Linked DNA regions of Homo sapiens: all the other regions are linked to region 3. A link is a contact called in ENCODE Hi-C data. All regions are on one chromosome and are shown on one strand. The core of a region is the stretch at or near the end of the contact, and the rest is flanking DNA. Distances in the headings are between cores, read along the strand shown. Region 1 overlaps AKT3 (AKT serine/threonine kinase 3). Region 2 overlaps AKT3 (AKT serine/threonine kinase 3). Region 3 overlaps ADSS2 (adenylosuccinate synthase 2). Region 4 has its middle 24 kb from the start of DRC8.

What was found. A loop is a pair of places that touch in the nucleus more often than their neighbours do. Pooled maps may share reads with other maps.
Region 1: a map with no recorded cell type shows a loop between it and region 3 (16-fold over the local background). The contact joins two enhancer-like sites. A Hi-C loop is called at or near these places in 4 of 37 single-sample maps with no recorded cell type and 3 of 50 pooled maps.
Region 2: a loop to region 3 is called in a map with no recorded cell type, with 6 times the contacts of the local background. The contact joins two enhancer-like sites. A Hi-C loop is called at or near these places in 6 of 37 single-sample maps with no recorded cell type and 4 of 50 pooled maps.
Region 4: a map with no recorded cell type shows a loop between it and region 3 (5-fold over the local background). The contact joins two enhancer-like sites. A Hi-C loop is called at or near these places in 4 of 37 single-sample maps with no recorded cell type and 3 of 50 pooled maps.

Annotation. Positions count from the first base shown.
Region 1 is chr1:243,726,092-243,729,267 of GRCh38, forward strand. The region is part of intron 2 of AKT3 (AKT serine/threonine kinase 3); the gene reads right to left. Among named protein-coding and RNA genes, the nearest start is that of AKT3-IT1, 67 kb to the right of the region's middle. Within about 2 kb of position 1,885, at least 3 of the 41 ENCODE cell types and tissues checked have a DNase peak (open chromatin) inside an H3K27ac peak, as active enhancers do.
Region 2 is chr1:243,597,232-243,600,106 of GRCh38, forward strand. The region is part of intron 8 of AKT3 (AKT serine/threonine kinase 3); the gene reads right to left. Among named protein-coding and RNA genes, the nearest start is that of AKT3-IT1, 200 kb to the right of the region's middle. Within about 2 kb of position 1,425, at least 6 of the 41 ENCODE cell types and tissues checked have a DNase peak (open chromatin) inside an H3K27ac peak, as active enhancers do.
Region 3 is chr1:244,407,815-244,411,116 of GRCh38, forward strand. It overlaps ADSS2 (adenylosuccinate synthase 2), which reads right to left. Exons shown (of 13, transcript NM_001126.5): 13 at 680-1,824. The coding sequence ends at 1,772. Among named protein-coding and RNA genes, the nearest start is that of ADSS2, 42 kb to the right of the region's middle. Within about 2 kb of position 2,002, at least 2 of the 41 ENCODE cell types and tissues checked have a DNase peak (open chromatin) inside an H3K27ac peak, as active enhancers do.
Region 4 is chr1:244,943,793-244,946,697 of GRCh38, forward strand. It overlaps the pseudogene RN7SKP55. Among named protein-coding and RNA genes, the nearest start is that of DRC8, 24 kb to the right of the region's middle. Within about 2 kb of position 1,524, at least 3 of the 41 ENCODE cell types and tissues checked have a DNase peak (open chromatin) inside an H3K27ac peak, as active enhancers do.

The DNA of each region.
Region 1 (3,176 bases), core at 635-3,134, 680 kb before region 3:
GGGTGCTACTCATCTTTTCAAATCTGTTTTAATTATTCTGTTGCTGGGCATTTTAACAGATCTTAAGTTTGATAAATTTAGAATTCCAACTGGAGGTTAACCCACGCCCCAATATGTAAGCCAAATCCATTTCAATTATTTACGAAAGGCAGATAATATCAGAACAAGACTGATTATTTAGGTATTAAAGGATGTATAAGTAAATTCCAGTGGTGAAATCTGGAAAAATTATCTGGATGAAGAGTCAGGTGTTTTTTAACGTGTGGGAAAAAGTTGTGGGGTTAATATTATTTGATCTGCTTACTAAATATAAAAATATTTTACACCTATAAAGTGAACTCAATTAATGCAGGGAACAATCTAAAATATGGCAAATATTTAATATGGTTGTTTGGTAATATTTAAGTTCAGTTTCTATAACTTACAACAGGTAAATTCTCAAAAGAAGTTGTCAATTTTCTGAAAATCTCAGTCTGTGGTTGCTCAACTTAGCAACCAATATTCTCTTTTTCAACCCAAAAGAAAGTTAACATTTATCTATGAACAAGCACTCAGTCCCACAGCCATGAGAGTTGTCAAAATAACAGGAAGAAAAATGGACCAAGGATATATAAAGCTGAAAATGGGTCAGAATGCTCAAATTAAGAATCAAACTTATGTTTTTATTTTTCTTGCTTTTTCTTGCAAGCCAGGGCATCCTCATGAAAAAACAGGTAAGAATTTGGCAAGAATAGGGATAGAAAGCAAAAAGAAACTTGTTTTCCCAAACATCTGGCATCCTTCAACAAACTCTGGCAATGAAAAGTCAAAGCAAAGCAGATAAGATTCTGCCAATCACCTTCTACTTAGGCAGTGGCAATAGGTGGCCTAGCCAAGGCTCCCTGCCTGAGCTGAGAAGAGATGTCAGTATTGTGGTAAAGCCCACCTCCTTGGTCTTCAACAGATTCCTTCCATACCCCCAGGTTATGACAGAAAATGAGCAATTCACACAAGCATAAATGTGAAACATTAACATTTAAAAGGAGCCTAACCTACATAATAAGTGCTGAGGCTGAATACACATTGTGGGTCAAAATCAGGACAAGGCAGCTCAACATGGCATCTGTTAAGGGAAGAAAAATAAAGGGCAGACAAAAGACAACATTTAATCCTAGGTTCAACCTTCATAAATCAGCATACAATACCAAAAGTAAGTTAGTTGATTGATTGATTGATTGATTGAGACAGGGTCTTGCTCTGTTGCCCAGGCTGGAGTGCGATGGTACAATCTCAGCTCAACACAGCCTTGACCTCCTGACTCAAGCAATCCTCCCAAGTAGCTGGGACTTCAGGCATGCACTACCATGCGTGGCTAATTTTGTTCACTTTTTGTGGAGATAGGGTCTTGCTATGTTGCCCAGGAAGGTCTAGAACTCTTGGCCTCAAATGATCCTCCCACCTCAGCCTCCCAAATTGCCAGGATTACAGGTGTCAGCCACTGCTCCCAGCCCCAAAAGTTTATTATTATAAGGACTCTTACTCTTCATTGTAATTTATAGGCTGAAATTGCAAAACTGAAAACCCTATTCTTGCAACAATAACTTGAGGTATTTAGAACTCATGACACCAAGTTTCACATCCTCTTTCTTAAGTCTGCAGAAAAGGAACCTCCATCCTTATAGTTCAAAGTCTTTCTAGCAAAGAAAAAAAGAGAACCAAGAAAAAAAAGCATCATAACTATTTTGTAAGTATCAAACTAAAAAATTTGATATAATCTTAGTTTAAAAAAATAATTATAACACTGATTTGATATTTAGGCATAGAGGGATGTTGGTGTTTTATAAGAATTGACCTGACTATAAGCAGCACTCAGCTACATCTCTCAAAAATAAGGGAAAGCCATTTTAAGAGCTTGAAGTAGTATGTTGTAGTCCTATGACATTAATAGTTTAACAGAAACCACATACAACTTGAAGACTAAAACTATCAACTCCCTAAACAACTCACAGTGTACGTTAACATGACTTGACTATTCAGGGAGAGCCTCACCCTGGCAAACGGTTTGATTGTTCATCACAGCAAACTCCTGAAACACGCATCAACGATTCAATAGAAAGCCCCAACAGTATGTAAGATTTTTTGAATCCCTTGCTGTTGCATAATGGTCATCATCCAATTTTAATCAAACACACACACACACCCAGTATTCACTCAACCTCAACCAAACTTTGATTCTCAGTACATACTATCCTTGCTTTCTTCCCTCCAAGAAACCGCCAAAGTTCTAACCAGGTGGTGTACTCCCTTTCTGTGACAGGCAATAAACTCTATCTATAGGTTGTGAGGGAGACACTTGGGCAGCCAGCACTTGATACTATGCCAGCTGTAAGTTTTAATCATTCAGGAATATAGTGCAAAGAGTACTGTGAACTTATGGTGTGCTAATGCATCATACTAGCAATTGTGAATTTAGATCATAAACCTTTGTATTTCACCTAAAACTTTATGGGAACAGATAGGACAGGACAGGCAATCCCAATGCTTTTGTAGAAAAACTGTCTGGTCATATGCTGTCAGTTCTTCACGATTTCAAAGAATAACCACTTGAAAGAAAATTTTCAAAAATCTAAAGACTTAATAAAACTAAGATCAATGAGTTTTAAAGTACGTGTCATTAAAAGCACAAACTCATTTGCAGTCTATGGACTCTAAGGCAAGAGTCATATGCCAGACATCCCAGAAGAGGTAAAAAGTTATTAGAGACAAAAAGGACTTCAGGGAAACTTAGTTTTTCCTTAGGGAAAGGAGTCCTCCATGGAGTCACATGGCCCTCCAATAAGTAGGCATCAGGTAGTGTATCAAGAACTGATACAAGATCAGAAAGGAAGAGCCAATGAGTTAGGAGAAACCAAGGTTGGGTTTCAAGAATTGAGTTGCTACTTGTGCTGAATGATATTAAGAGATGGAGAAAAAGAAAGAGAAAAATGTTCACGCGGATGTCAATGATTTTTACTAGACTCTTCAGAGGAGTAAGAAATCCAAATAAACTAGAGTTTAGGGCAGAAAATTAACTACAAGGTGAGAATATGAAAGATGCCAGTGTGGACAAACCATGCAATAAAATTTTATTAAAAGAGAAGCAGAAATAGAGGCAGTAGCAGAATGGGAAGCAATATGTCAAGAGGGGGCTTTTCTTT
Region 2 (2,875 bases), core at 175-2,674, 810 kb before region 3:
AAAAATGAAAACAACCTAAACGTTCAATGATTTGGGAAGGTTTTAATAAGTTAAAGTGTATCTACATAATTAGTAGGCAACAAGTAACATATTTTAAAATGATAAAATTGAAAATATGTGTACAGTATAAACAGTGGAAAATATATTAACACGGTATTAGCAATTATTTCTAGATGGTAAGATTTAGAGTGGTTTTTATCTTCTGTTTCATACCTCAAAAAATACTTGTAATTATTTAATATCCATTCCCCAGAATACTATGCATTTTTGTTTTGTTTTGTTTTGTTTTGGTGACAGGGTCTCACTCTGTTGCCAAGGCTGAAGTGCAGTCGCATGATGGCTCACTGCAGCCTCAACCTCTTGGGCTCACTCAATCTTCCCACTTCAGTCTCTCGAGTAGCTGGGAGCACAGGCACTGGCTACCACACCTGGCTAATTTTTAACTATTTTGGTAGATACAGGGTCTCCCTATGTTGCTCAGGCTGGTCTTGAACTCTTGGGTTCAAGTGATCCTCCTGCCTTGGCCTCCCAAAGTGCTGGGCATGAGCCACTGGGCCTGGCCTATGCCCTTCTTAAATGCAGAGACCATCTGTCTTGCTCATGTAGTATACTAAGCACATAGTACAGTGCCTGCCTTGAAGAAAGCAGCATTCAATAAGAACTTTTTTGACAGAATTAAAATAATTTTTTTGGCTTTTTGAAGTTCTCTGTAATGAATGTACATTATCACTTTTGCAATAGAAAAAAATTATTCAAAGGTTTCAAATAAATGTACTAATAATTAATGTACTGATTTATGCTTATTATAAATTTAATGCTCTATTTTTTTCTTGGCAAAGGCATAGGAAAATGAGAAAATTATGACAGTACACCATATCTTTGCATCTTCAGCACCATGCCTAGTATATGACACATATTATATTCTTCATAAATATGTATTGCAAAAAATAAAATTAAATTCAGAAATACCTCTCAAAAAATTATAAGAAAAATCATCCTTAAGGTTTTTGAGGTAAAATATTTTCATTGGAAGTATTAAAAATCATATATAATAGTTGAATAATCTTATCTTTGTTCAAAAAGGAAAGTGAATTATTTGCTGCTAAAATAGGGAGCTTATCTTTATCAAGTTAAGTTCCTTTATAAAGGCAAAGACTACATAGTTTTTTTTTATTGTTAAGCTTAGCCATGCTATAGGAATACAGTAATGTAAAATGCATTAACTCAAACTACTAAATATACAAGCATATTTCATCATTCTATTAGGAAGAAATTTTCTCCATAACTCTCTCTCATAATAGCCTAACAGGAACTGCACTAGAGTGTAGCTGTACTCCCACGGTTTAGTAAGTGAACAGGTATTCAGCCCATCCTTGCAAAAAGATGACTGCATCTACAGCCGTGCCCTAAAGTCTCATGCTCAACAGGCTTCTCTCATCAGAGCACAGGAAGTTCCTTCCCACATACCCTTCAAATGTCAACCTAACACTACTTCCTCAAAGAGATAACTAAATTTATAGTAGGTTCTCCATCATTCTCTCTCATACTACAGCACTCTGTTGCCATTATATTTATTGGGTTTATTTTGTTTTATTATTTTATAATATGCATCTCCTTCTAGAAATCATGACTGTTTTATTCATCCTAGCGAACGCAGTAAGCATTTAATACATACTTTTGATTGAATGAGCTAATCTTATTTGGGGAACATACCTGTTCTTGAAGATTTAGTTCAAATGCACCTTTCCTCCTAAAATCTCCTGTATAGGAGAACATTTGTGGGGATGTTATTTTTATCGTGGTGATGATTTCATGGGTCAAAAGTTATCAGATTGTACACTTTAAATATGTACAAATTATTTATAATTTGTTATTAACTCAGCAAAACTGTTTTAAAGAAAGGGAAACATCTTAAGACAAAATGCAGATTTTCTCACACAAATAAAAGCTAACAAAAGTTACGGCTATCAGACCTGCACTACAAAAACAAATGCTAAAGGAAGTTTTTATGCAAAAGGAAAATGTAATAGATGAAAATGTATACCAACACAAAGGAAAAGAGAACACTTAAAATGACTACTTTATGAATATAAAACATTTTTTCTATTAAAAATTATTTTAAAGATAATTGCTTAAGGCAAAAACAGTGTATTGTAAAGGTTAAAAAATACATGGAAGTAAAATGTCTGAGAACAACTGCACAAAAGACAGAAGGCAGGGAAACAGATGTATGCCTTTTAAGGTTCAGATAGAAGGTAAGAAAATAGACGTATGCTGTTATAAGGTTCTTACAGTACAGGTAAAGTGACACAGCATATTGTTTGAAAGTCTACCGTGATGAGAAAAGATACATATTCTAAACCCTAAAGCTACCACCATAAGAACAAAGAAGCAGAGCTAATCAAACTAAGATTATTTAAACTCATCAAATTACTAATAGAAATTCTTCAACTTTTAATAAAGAGCATCTACGAAAAATCTACAGCTAACAACATGGTTAATGGTGACAGTATGAATGCTTCTGCCCTAAAATTAGGTATAAAGCAAGGATATTTGCTCTTATCCTGCTCTTTAACACTGTTCTAAACATCCTGGATAGTTTAATAAGGCAAGGAAATGTACACATATTAGAAAATAGCAGTAAAACTGTCTTTGTTCTCACCTGACATGATCATCTACATAGAGAAATCCAATATATTTACAATAAAAGACTACTAAAACTAATATTAGTATGGCTAATAAGTAAACATCAACTGTATGTCTATATATTAGCAAGAATCAACTACAAATTGAAATTTTTAATAATGACTGATAAACCATTTATAACTTAAAAACATAAAATAATTATAAAGTATCCCTAAGGATAAATTTTTAA
Region 3 (3,302 bases), core at 752-3,251:
CCCCTCACTCATTTTGTTTAGTTGCTCCAACTTTCCAAATTCTTTCCAGCCTCTGGGCCTTTGTACAGTACATGTCCCTCTGTCTGCTCTGTACGCATCTGCTTGGTCTGTTTAGACATTATTTCCATTAATGGCCTTCTCCAACCCCTGCTAAATTAAGACTAGATTCTCATTCATCAGACCTTGTACTTTTCTACTGCAGCATGTAACTACTGTTTATAAATCTCTATTTGGTTACCATGCTGTCCCCCACTACATTAAGTTTCAGGAAGACTGTGCTCCTGTCACCACTGCATACCCAATACCTAGGAAGAGTCTAACACATATACTTGAAAAGGAGAATGAGTTCTTTGTATCTGTCTCTGAACCATTACTAAAAATACATTTTAACAGTGCAATACTTGCAACCAAGATAAGAATGCAGACTTTAAAAGCCCATTCATTCTCTATTAAACAGAAATTATATATTCATTATAAATTATTTTTACATGTAAGTCATTACTATCAGTAATTGGCTTGTAGGATAATCTGTATTGTTCTTTATACTTATTGAGTCTAACGATACTGCTCCTATTTGAGAATTTTTCTTGAACTAAGTATTACACTACAGAGATAAAGCTCCTTCCTATATACTATTACTAACCTCTCTTAGTAGAACAAAAACACAATACGCAAAGCATACTAGAAATATTTGGTTCTTTTAATCAGCTATTCATGGTGTAATAAAATAAATTTAAGTGGCACCTAATTTAACATTTAAAATAGTTCATTAAAAGATAATCTACAAAACAATGTTATGCCTAATTGTCAAAATAACACCTTTTTTTTTTCAAGAAAGGAGAAATAAAGGCATAATCAAAATTATGGCTAACAACGTGGGTTCATTTTGACACTTACAGATGATTCTGTAGGCATATCGGCAGGCACGATGTTGAAAACCAATCCACTAGATTTAAAATTAATGGTAAGATAAAAAAGAAAAGATACACATTTCAGAGGTAATGTTTGAAATTAAAGAAAAATATCCACCATATATTACAACAGATCTTTTAATGACTATTTTTAACATAAAGATTGTTGTTTTGGGAAACATCTATTCTCTTTGAACATTTCACTAAATTTTCAATGTATTAAATAACTGACAGAAATAAGTTCTGTGTTCTGTACAAATTAAAGGTCCCATGAATACATAACCCCCTCCCAGCCCCACCAAAGCTCAATTTTGCATGGTTTCAGCAGAAAATAGACAGCCCAAAATTTAAACAGAATTCATAGCATTACAAAAGTTTACAGAACCCCTATGTTTTCATCATTTGTTTCTAACAACAAAGATTACAATGACAGAACTGAATGATCAGAATGTAAAAATATTTGTGCAAAACTGCATTAATTGTTCTTACCATCTAATAGGGGTAAAACTTAAGAACACGCAATGACAATAATGAAGAAAAACTACATTAAAAGTAATTCTACTTTTGATATCAAACAACATGGATTATACTATTACTAAACATTGAAAAAAAAAACGTGGCACCATGAGAGCAGCAGGAGCAACAAATGATTTGGCAATTCCAGCTAAAGAAAGCTGACACTGGAATATGCCAAAGTTAATCTCCACAGTAGGCATCCATCTGAAAAGACTGGAAACAACTGTAGGGCTTCAAACTTACTTCAGTGTCTTTATTCTTGAATTTGCAGGTCATAAATGAAATATTTAAGAAAGTCTTTTCCCCTCCCTCTCAAGGAGTGTTTCTTGCATTACTGGCAATCATTAAAAGAGTTGAATCATAGATTCTCTGGATTTACCAACACCAATCCACTTAACTAGGAGAATACAAAGAGAAAAGGAATTGAATCAATTCATCTCTAATGTTCACTCGTTGGGATTAAAACAGGTAGTCCCCTACTTTTCTCAGTATCACCATAACTTTTCCCTATGTGCCTTTTTGCTGTTCTCTATTCTGTTAGCAGACTGTGCCGATTTCTAAACAGGATGTACAAATAAGACCCAGCACAGGACAGTATGCCTTACTGTTCCCTTTTTAACTGTGCAATATTTTCACTTTCCTAATGACTTAGGATAGTAAAATATTGACCAACACCAGCAGAGACCTACAGAAAGTTGGTGATCAAGTTCCTGATAACAGGCCAAGATAAGCATCTTCAACATCTAGATGAGAATATGATTTTAACTTGCACAGCCTCAGAAACTGCCCACTACAGGAGTCTATGGAAATCGAATCATCTGCATCACATGGTTTCAGATTATTTGCAGAATTGCCAGCTTCCATAAGGTACTGTTAGGATCAACCTTCGTGGTATTTTACAGATTTTTGTTAGACTCACTGCTGTTTATATTTCAAGAAAATGCTGACCAAGAGCAGTAAGCAAATATGCTTACTAAATTTGACATCATGCTGGGAGGGGCAACTAGTAATTTGGAAAACAAGAATCATGCTGGAAACGAAGCACAAGGCAAAAGAGATTTTACACGGAGGACACATCCCACACACTTCACTTTTTCTTATGTTTCAAATATCCATCAATGCCAACAAAACGATACAAGGAAAAAGCCATCTGTTAAAAGAATGACTTCACATAACTAGATACAGCCATACGTTGTTATGCCTAACTCCCTCGCCATCTTATATTTGTTCTTTAATAAATAGGCTTAATTATTTTTAAAAATTTTTTCTTACATTTTTTTCTAGTGAGATTTCCCATTTTCTATACCAATTATTTCCCAGTGTATATTCAGGAAACTCCAAATCTCAAGGGTAATTTAACCCAAACAAACCATAAACCATTTTTAACCCCCCAAAAACACACAACATTTTTTGTGGTGGTAGAGATACATGAGGATTTGTTATTAAGAGGGAGAAGTGAATGAGACAATGTCACAGGATAAAAAAAAAACAGACTAAGAATTAAAGACAGGGTCAGAAAGGGTGAGAAGTAATCTATTATCTTCTATTTAAAGATGAGCATCGTATTTACTTTAAGGAATAAAAATATTACTTTGTATCTTCCTGGGCATTTATGCAAATCATGTGCACTCTGTAAAGTAACAATGATCTTTCCTTTATTCTATTTCAAAGGCACATAGGCAAGTTAAAAGAAAAGACAGTTGGCCGGGCATGCTGGCTCATGCCTGTAATCCCAGCACTTTGGGAGGCTGAGGTGGGCAGACCAAGAGGTCAGGAGAGACCAGCCTGGCCAACATGGTGAAACCCCGTCTCTTACTAAAAATACAAAAATTAGCCAGGCGTGGTGGCGCGCACCTCTAATCCCAGCTACTCGGG
Region 4 (2,905 bases), core at 274-2,773, 540 kb after region 3:
ACTCTAAAATACCTTCAAGAAAACATAGGATAAAAACGTTATGGCATTGAATTTCCCATATACAATAATTTCTCATATACAACACCAAAAGTACAGTTAAAAAAAATATGGATGTGAGGGTGATCTGGCTGTGGCACCTGTCACCCCATTGATTGCCAGGGTTGATTTGGCTGACCTGGCTGACTAGGCACGTGTCCCCTTCCTCCCTCGCCTCCCGAAGCTGTGCGCTTGGTTTAAGAGGACAACCATCCCAGATAGAGGAGGACTGGTCTCCGGTCAAGGGTATAAGAGTAGCTGCACTCCCCGGCTAGAACCTTCAAACAAGCTCTCAAGGTCCATTTGTAGGAGAATGTAGGGTAGTTAAGCTTCCAAGACTCCAGACACATCCAAATGAGGTGCTGCATGTGGCACTCTGCCTTTCTTAAAAAAGGAAGAAAGAAAGAAAAAGAAAGAAAAAGAAAGAAAGAAAGAAAGAAAGAAAGAAAGAAAGAAAGAAAGAAAGACAAATGAGACTACCTCAAACTTAAAAACTTGTGTGCATCGAAAGACACAATCAACAGAGTAAAAAGGCAACCTACAAAATGGAAGAAAACGTTTGTAAATCATATATTTGGTAAGAGGTTAACATCCAAAATATTCACAATTATTTAATATATAAGTAATTTCTACAACTCAACAACAAAATATCAAATAATCCTATTTAAAAATGGGCAAAAACCTAGGCACAGTGGTGCACGCCTGTAGTCAAAAGCTACTCAAGAGGTTGAATTGGGAGGATCACTTAAGTCCAGGAATTCAAGGTGAGCCTGAGGAATATTGCAAGACCCTGTCTCTGTAAAAAAAAAGATAAATAAAATAAAAATAATAAAAAGTTTAATGAAAAAAAGAAAAAAAACTATAAAAAATGGGCAAGGGAGTTATATAGACATTTTTCCAAAGATGACATACACGTGGCCAACAGGTACATGAAAAGATACCCAACATCACTGATCATTAGAAAAATACAAATCAAAACCTCAATGAGATACCACCTAACACCCATTAGGATAGCTACTATTCCCCCCAATCCCCCACCCAAAAAAACCCCAGAAGATGGCAAATGTTGGTGGGGATGTGGAGGCATTGGAAACCCTGTGAATGGCTGGCGGGATAGCAAAATGGTGTGATTACCATGAAAAACAGCATGATGGTTTCTCACAAATTTAAAAATACCGTTACCATATGACCCAGCAACCTCACTTCTGAGTACATATCCAAAAGAAATAAAAGAAGGCTCTCGAAGAGATATTTGCAAACCAATGTTCATGACAGCATTATCCACAATAGCCAAGAGGTGGAAGCAACCCAAATATCCATCAATGAATGAATAGATAAACAAAATTTGGTATATATACATGATGGAATACTATGCAGCCTCAAAAAGGAAGAAAATCCTGTCACAAGCTATAACATAGATGAACCTTGAGGACAAATACTGTAGATTCCACCTACATGAGGTTTCTGGAGGAGTCAAACTCATAGAAACAGAAAGTGGAAGGAATGATGGTTACCTGGAGCTATGGGGAAGGGAAAAGGAGAGCTGTTGGTTAATGGGTATTGAGTTTCAGTTCTGCAAGGTGAAAGAGTTCTGGAGGTCTGTTTCACAACAAGAGTGAAACTCCGTCTCAAAAAAAAAAACATGGTTAAGATTTTAAAAATAGTCCAGTGAAACATACAATGATCCTTTCTGTTATCCATCACCCAGCTCCCAAAATCAACAGTTCAAGGTCACGATCTGAGATTACTTTAGGCAAAATCTGTGTAGAGGTAGGGATAGACTGATGACTTTTTTCATTCATTATCCTTCTGCTGGTAACTTAACCTCGAATCCTAATCTTTTTGTAACCTAATTTCTTTGTTCTTCTTTTTTGTTTCTTTTTAGACAGAGTCTTGCTCTGTCACCCAGGTTGGAGTGCAGTGGCCTGATCTCGGCTCACTGCAACCTCTGCCTCCTGGGTTCAAGAGATTCTCATGCCTCAGCCTCCTGAGTAGCTGGGATTACAGGTGCCCACCACCACGCCCGGCTAATTTTTTTGTATTTTTAGTAGAGACGGGGTTTCACCCTGTTGGCCAGGCTGGTCATGAACTCTTGACCTTGTGGTCACCTGCCTTGGCCTCCCAATGCATTGGGATTACAGGCATGAGCCACCACGCCTGGCCACAACTCACCCGGCTAATTTTTGTATTTTTATTTTATTTTATTTTATTTTTTGAGACAGAGTCTTGCTCTGTCACCCAGGCTGGAGTGCAGTGGCATGATCTCAGCTCACTGCAACCTCCACCTCCCAGGTTCAGGAGATTCTCATGCCTCAGCCTCCTGAGTAGCTGGTATTACAGGTGCCCGCCACCACGCTTGGCCAATTTTGGTATTTTTAGTAGAGACCGGGTCTCACCATGCTGGCCAGGCTGGTCTCAAACTCCTGACCTCAGGTGATCCACCTGCCTTGGCCTCCCGAAGTGCTGGGATTACAGGATTACAGGCCTGGCCCCTTTTTGTAACCTAATTTGTGAAGTGACATCATACTCAAGGGAAGGGAGTTACATAAGGGTGGGAATCTCAGCAGGAGAAGATCACTGAGGGCCACCCCAGAGGTTGCCCACCACACTATGGGACTATTATTTGAAAGCTGTAGCTTTAGCACTTACGCTTAGCATGTTTTTACCATAACTTTTATTAGGTGCTTTGAATAACCATTTCATGAGGTATTGGTCTTTCCATTTTACAGCTGACTGTATTATGTAATGTGTTCAAGTTCACAGAACAATAATCATAATTAGAACTCATACATCTCAGACTACTGTTTTTTATTTTGCAGGGTATATTTTTATTACTATTACATGAAAATCATATTATTTAACATCAAAG